2 separate regions of the Homo sapiens genome follow, and region 2 is linked to region 1. The links are chromatin contacts, found by Hi-C or POLR2A ChIA-PET in ENCODE. All regions are on one chromosome and are shown on one strand. Each heading gives the region's core, a stretch centred on a gene start or an enhancer-like site at or near the end of the contact. The rest is flanking DNA. Distances are from core to core; before and after follow the strand shown.

Evidence for each region. Hi-C counts contacts between places; a loop is a spot of excess contacts on that map. ChIA-PET counts read pairs that join two places held with the same protein, here RNA polymerase II (POLR2A). Pooled maps may share reads with other maps.
Region 2: a map of CD8-positive, alpha-beta T cell shows a loop between it and region 1 (7-fold over the local background). The contact joins the enhancer-like site here to the promoter of BRK1 in region 1. A Hi-C loop is called at or near these places in 1 of 168 maps with a recorded cell type or tissue (CD8-positive, alpha-beta T cell) and 4 of 50 pooled maps. POLR2A ChIA-PET finds 5 or more read pairs at or near these places in 1 of 52 experiments (CD8-positive, alpha-beta T cell).

Annotation. Positions count from the first base shown.
Region 1 is chr3:10,114,255-10,117,689 of GRCh38, forward strand. It overlaps BRK1 (BRICK1 subunit of SCAR/WAVE actin nucleating complex), which reads left to right and starts at 1,421. Exons shown (of 3, transcript NM_018462.5): 1 at 1,421-1,565. The coding sequence starts at 1,448. RefSeq lists enhancers at 1,229-1,518, 1,969-2,018.
Region 2 is chr3:10,435,878-10,439,221 of GRCh38, forward strand. The region is part of intron 2 of ATP2B2 (ATPase plasma membrane Ca2+ transporting 2); the gene reads right to left. Among named protein-coding and RNA genes, the nearest start is that of MIR885, 43 kb to the left of the region's middle. Within about 2 kb of position 1,559, at least 6 of the 41 ENCODE cell types and tissues checked have a DNase peak (open chromatin) inside an H3K27ac peak, as active enhancers do; they include CD8-positive, alpha-beta T cell, where a contact is called at or near this core.

The DNA.
Region 1 (3,435 bases), core at 171-2,670:
TCCCAGCACTTTGGGAGGCCGAGGTGGGCAGATCACTTGAGGTCAGGAGTTGGAGACCAGCCTGACCAACATGCTGAAACCCCGTCTCTACTAAAAAATACAAAAAATAGCCAGGTGTGGTAGCGGGCACCTGTAATCCCAGCTACTTGGGAGGCTGAGGCAGGAGAATCACTTGAACCCGGGAGGCAGAGGTCACAGTGAGCCAAGATCGTGCCATTGCACTCCAGTCTGGGCATTAACAGAGAAACTCTGTCTTAAAAAAAAAAAGTAAGAAAAGGAAGGAAGGAAGGGAGGGAGGGAGGGTATTTTGTTTTTCCCCTCAATTTATTGTATGTGTTTTCATGTTGCTTGTGTTCATAATTAGCATTTAAATGACTGCATAATAGGCCGGGCATGGTGGCTCATGCGTATAATCCCAGCACTTTGGGAGGCCGAGGTGGGTAGATCACCTGTCAGTTCGAGACCAGCCTGGCCAACATGGTGAAACCCCGTGTCTACAAAAAATACACAAATTAGCCAGGCGTGGTGACGTGAGCCTGTAGTCCCAACTACACCAGAGGCTGAGGCTGGAGGATAGCTTGAGCCCAGGAGTTCAAGCCCAGGAGTTCGAGGCTGCAGTGAGCCATGATCATGCCATTGCATTCCAGCCTGGGCGACAGTAAGACCTTGTCTCAGGCTGGGCGAGGTGGCTCACACCTGTAATCCCAGCACTTTGGGAGGCCGAGGCGGGCGGATTGCCTGAAGTCAGGAGTTCGAGACCAGTCTGGCCAACATGGTGAAACACCATCTCAACTAAAAATACAAAAAAATTAGCCGGGCGTGGTGGTGTGCGCCTGTAATTCCAGCTACTCGGGAGGTTGAGGCAGGAGAATAGCTTGAACCTGGGAGGCGGAGGTTGCAGTGAGCCGAGATCACACCACTGCACTCCAGCCTGGGCGACAGAGCAAGACTCCGTCTCAAAAAAACAAAAAACAAGAAAAAACCTTGTCTCAAAAAACAACACAAAAACACAAATTTCCTTCTGAAAGGGACTGTTCCAGTTTGCAGTGTGCCCAGCTATTTATGACCATATTATTTTTTAGACTCCGTCTAAAAAAAAAAAAGACTTGTATTTAATGTGATTTAATCGACTGTGCCCATCTCACTGCGGACACTGAGTGCGCAACCTGAGCCTGGAGCAGTTGAGGGAGACGGCAAGACCCCACGCGCCGTGTAACGACCATAACGCGCGTGCACTACAACCTCGCCGCCGGCGTCCAGGCTTCTGTGTTCTATAGCGTGGGAGTAGAGAGCAAACGCCGGCGAGGACGTGACGTTGCACAGGCCTATCATAGTGCCCGAGAATTCGTGGGTGCTCAAGAGGATGGGTGTGGCCTGGCAGCGCAGGCGCACTAGAGGCCTGTAGGGTCGGGGCGCCTGCGCAGTCGCTCTTCCTCAGGCGGCGGCCATGGCGGGACAGGAGGATCCGGTGCAGCGGGAGATTCACCAGGACTGGGCTAACCGGGAGTACATTGAGATAATCACCAGCAGCATCAAGAAAATCGCAGACTTTCTCAACTCGTTCGGTCAGCGGGCCAGCAAGGGGAGGCGGGGAGGAGGGAGGCCGCTGAGGTGGTTGGGCTGGGGCGCCGGGGAGATGCTTTGAGAGGACTCCCGCAGCCTTCGGCTGTTGCGGGTTTTCACTTCCTCCTTCAGGTCCCACCTTCTCCCTCCCGCCCTGACCCTCAGGCTCCCGTAGACAGTCTCTGTAGGGTTATCCTGCCCTACGCTGAGCTCATGGCTTCCTGCCATCCCTCTGGATCCATTCTACAAGTCCTTCTCCTAGACGCGTCAGGCAGCCCCATCCTCGCTCCGTGGTTCTTCTCCTAAGTGGTCTCCCTGCCTCCTTTGTACTCTGCATCCATTCCGGTCCCCACTTTGCACTCAAAGTGAGCATCCGGGACCGTGTCACTCCTCTGTTTCAAGACTGTTGACCGTTCCCCATCTTCAGGATCTGGTCGATACCCTCTAGCGTCGTGCCTTTTAGTTGGACCCGTTGTCAACCACTCCCGTCTTGTCCATTCCTTCCTGTTTCCTGTGTCTGCTGCGGTGAGAGTGGTGGGAGATGAGGTCAGAGGGATGCCAGGATCTTGTAGGACCTTGGAAGTCCTCTCTGTATTGCTAGTATATATAGCTTATGGTAGGTGTTCTGTCTGCTTCTAGCCCATTCCTCAGAGCTAACACAGGTCGGGTGCCTTCAGCAGAAAGATATCTTTACCAGAATCTTTCCTAGGCATGGCCTGCTTGTGACAGCCTTAAATTCTTCCTTATGAACAGCAAGCAAAGCAATCGAGATTCCTACCCCTTCTTCTCCAAGTGTTTAACAGAACTTGGCACTGGTTAGACTTTCTTGTGTAATTACAGGATATAGGGACTAGTGTACTTTGGAAAGATTTTTAAATGAATGATTCTCTAACTAAAGGACTGATGGCCTTAGGAGTACAAAGGTGACAGAGCAAGAGATTGTCAGAAAGCATCAGCGAGAGATGCTAGAGCTCCATATGAGGCCCTCTCTTAAGGCATAGTGGGAGACACAGAATAAGAACCACTTCCTACATTCAAAGAAGTTCTAATCTTGAAGATGAAATAATGACAACTTCAGGACAAAGAAGAGCATCATTTTTGTATTAAAGTATTTTCATACAGGGTGTTTAGGACTATAATCGTGGCTGAGTTCAATGGCTTATGTCTGTAATCCCAGCACTTTGGGAGGCCAAGGTGGGAGGATTGCTTGAGCCCAGGAGTTCAAGACCAGCCTGAGCAACATGACCAGATCCTATCTCTACAAAACAACGACAACAAAAAAATTAGTTGGGCATGGTCATGCACACCTGTTGTCCCAGCTACTCGGGAGGCTGAGACAGGAGGATCACTTGAGCCCTGAAGGCAGTGAGCCATGTTCATGCCACTGCACTCCAGCCTAGGCGACTGACTGAAAATTGAAAAGCCTAAGCTTAGGATTTGCAAAGGAGAAATGTCCCTTTTCTTGCTTTATAGGCAAGGAGATATCAGCTTGGATATTTTTATGTCTAATTTGTAAGAGTCACATTTTATGATCAGATAGAGAGTAAAGACTTTATTTGGGCTTTTCAACAAATTCTTTTTTTTTTTTTTTTTTTTGAGACAGGGTCTCACTCTAGCCCAGGCTGGAGTGCAGTGGCGTGATCTCAGCTCACTGCAACCTCTTCCTCCTGGATTCAAATGATTCTCATGCCCCCGCCTCCTGAGTAGCTAGGATTACAGGTGTGCACCACCACACCTGGCTGATTTTTGTGCTTTTAAAAATAGAGGCAGGTTTTGGCCATCTTGCCCAGGCTGGTCTCAAACTCCTGAGCTCAAGTGATCCACCCGCTTCGGCCTCCCAAAGTGCTGGGATTACAGGCCTGAGCCACTGTG
Region 2 (3,344 bases), core at 309-2,808, 320 kb after region 1:
AAAAACTACAGCTTAAAGAAATTATCAAGAAGAGAAGCAAAGGCCTGTGTTGAGTTTTGGCTGTCCAGTGGCATTCTGCTTTCCTTTAGGGGATTTGGTCTCCCCAACTGGGAAGAGTCTTGGTGACGATCAGTCAAAGTGTCCCCACCTTCCTGGCCTAAGCGTGGGCATGTGATCAAGCTAGGCCAATCACCTCCCAGGGATGCTGTCTCCTGGGACGTAGAATCAGTGATTTGCTGGTGCCAGCTCACACTTGCTTGTGAGAGCTGATGGCTAAAATTTCAGGTATTTTGTGAGCTGGTTGTTAATTATAGCCATCATTAGAAATCAATTATATAAACCTACAATTATATAAATTATATTTTAAAAGGCAACAAATACCCCAAACTTATCACCTCCTAATTATTTTACTACATTTCACTATTATCTATTCTCTCTAGTAGACAGTCTATTGTATCTGCATGGTAGAAATACCGTATAATGGTGTGCGGCTGCGCCTCTCGTCCCAACTCTGTGTTTAATGATGTCACGTGGGTAACGTGGTGGTATTTACACCAAGGAAATCAGCACCCACTGCAAAAGAGGATTCCCTCGCAACTAGAGAGCTGGGGTTAACATTCACCAGCACAGGCTGCTTTGGAATCCTGAGCTATACAAGGACCAAAAGAAGCTTTTGTAGTGGATTTTTCCCAACCTGCAGTTCCCCAAAGGGACATTTACTTAGTGAGTCGTGCCACTGATCCCTGCATGTCCCCGTTTCCTTCTGGAAAATTGAGCTGGGTTTTCCAGCCTTTGCTCCAACTTGGAGAGCCCACTCCTAAGCTGCCCTCTTGCCTCCACTATGCTGCCCAGTCAGCTTCTGTTGTTTACGACCGACGTGCCTTAGTGGAGCGACATCGGCACACAGGCAGAAACAGGCTGAGGAAAGAACCATCACCCCAGTCTCACCCTTCAGCCACAACATGGGGTACATTCTAGATGTTTCCTGCCAGCCCCTTTCCCCTTGCATCTGTCTTCGTGGAGGTGTTGCCATTGTCAGGACATACGATGCTAAACCCACTTTTTCAACATCACATTATTTCTTGAGCCTCATCCACGTGGCTTTGCATTCTCTGTAACAATCTTTTTCCATAATGTCCCAAAGGCACGTGGAGAAGCTAAAAGGTACTTAGTTACTTTCCTAATGTGGGGCACTTAGGAATTACTTGTCTTCTTTTCCCCTTTAGTGTCACATAGAGACGTGGTTGAAAAATCTGGGACTGTGGATTGGGAGACCTGAGTTCTCATTTAGTTTTGTGCCAGATGGCTGTGTGAGGCTGCGCAAGATGCCTCCCTCTCTGGGCCTCAGCTTCTTAACCTATATAATGATGATGATGATAATGATAATAGTAATAGTAATAATAATAATGATGATGGTCTCCACTTCCAGGGGTTTCCTGGGCAGTGCTAAGTGTGTTGACTCACATCAGCTCATTTATTACTTCTCACAGCCCAGGAATAAGAATGATTTCACAGACTGAGTAAACAGATTCTGAGAGGTGATGTCATTTCCTCAGCACAACATAGCTAGTGGGTGGCAAAGCTGGGGTTCAGACCCAGGATGTCTGCCTCTTAACTCTCTCACCACACTGCCACTTCCTAACGCCCACTTCTTAACGCCCACTGAGCATCGGGCTTGGGGGACAGACACATCAGTACAGCAGTGAGCGTGTCCCTCATTACAGTCCGCTTGCTGTCCTGTTCATGTCCCCACTTTACAGAAGCGAAAGCTTCAGTTCTGAGGACTGAAGTGGTTTTCCCATGTCAGAGTGTTCTGGGCTGAATCATGCTCCCCCAAATCCATATGTTGAAGTCCTAACCCTCAGTACCTTAAAATTGTGGTGGTATTTGGAGATAGAGTCATTGTAGAGATAGGGACACTGCAGATACTAAATTAAGATGAGGCCATTAGGGTGGGCCTAATCCATGCTATGATTGACACCCGTATACAAAGAGGAAATTTGGGCAGAGAGACAGATATGCATAGTGGGAAGATAATGTGAACAGACACTGGGAGAAGATGGCCATCTACAAGCCTCCAGAACTGTGAGAGAATGAATTTCTGTCATTTAAGCCACTCAGTCTGTGGTCTTTGGATGGCGTGGCTGAGCTGAGGCTCTGCAGGGAGCCAGGAGGTTGCAGGGGAGAGCAGGGAGGGGGGTGGCGGGTGTCTCTGCCCCCTGGCCCATACCCACTGTGTGCTGGGCAAGTCCCTTCTCTCCTGGGTCTCAGTCTCCCCATGTGCACCCTGGGATTACTGAATCAGATGGTCCTTGAAGGCCCTTCCAGACCTGTTGTCTCATGGGTCCATGAGTCTCTCAGGCTCCTATTCCAGCTGCTCTGACCCCACTGAGCTGGGGTGTGCTGAAGGGGGAGGCCCCAGGGAACACTCCATTCTGCTGTTCTTTCCAGCAGAGCTTTCCCAAGGGCTCACCCAACAGCCTGCCCTCCTCAGTGTGGGCCGTTTCTCCTTCGTCCTACTTCCTGGCGACTGCTCTGTCCAACTGCCTGCCAATCCAGTGTCAGATACTCTCATCACACTGTACCTGCATGTGACACTCTCCTCCGACCTCTGACATCTTCTTTGCCTGCTGCCTGCTCTCTCCCTTTGGGGTGGAGGCTAGGGCAGGTGGGTCCTAGGGAGCCATCGGCTGAGGCACTAATTTCCACTGACTATAAATAACTCTGGGTCTGAAACCACAGCAGGGGCCTGGATTGCACCAGGAGGAGTAAGATAATCGTTGTGGGGTGAGGAGGGCCTGTATAAATAACTTACCCGCCCTGTCTGGGCCTCTCGGATGACAGGCAGGCCTGGAGGCAGAGGATCTCTCCAGCTGAACTCGAGGCGTTTGTGGGACCCAGGCTGGGTGGATGACTCAGGTCCTACTAGCATTCGAGACGGCCCGCCTGCAGTTATACAGCAACATTTCTCACCCCTTAGGCCCGTGTGACAGATGAGGAAACTGAGACCCAGGGAGGAGAAGTAATTGGAAACTGGGGTCTAGGCCCCTGGGCTTCTGGGAGCTAGAGAACTGTTGCCAGGGATGCCCAAATTCTGGTCCCCCGCTAAACCCGACCTTTGGGAGCCAGCGTGGGAGGGCCCTGAAGCTGCTTGGTAGAAAAGGACTGCTGGGCCAAGGCCTGGGGCAAAGGGCCAAGGGCCAAGGGCACTGCCCTGGCCTGGGCACTGATGGGCCAAGGTTTTGAGGTCACGAATTTTCAAGTGAAGAGAGGCCTGGAGTCTGGCTGTGAGTCAGCCACCCTTTGACCCATCTGATGTCTACAGAATGGGGGCATCAAGGCAG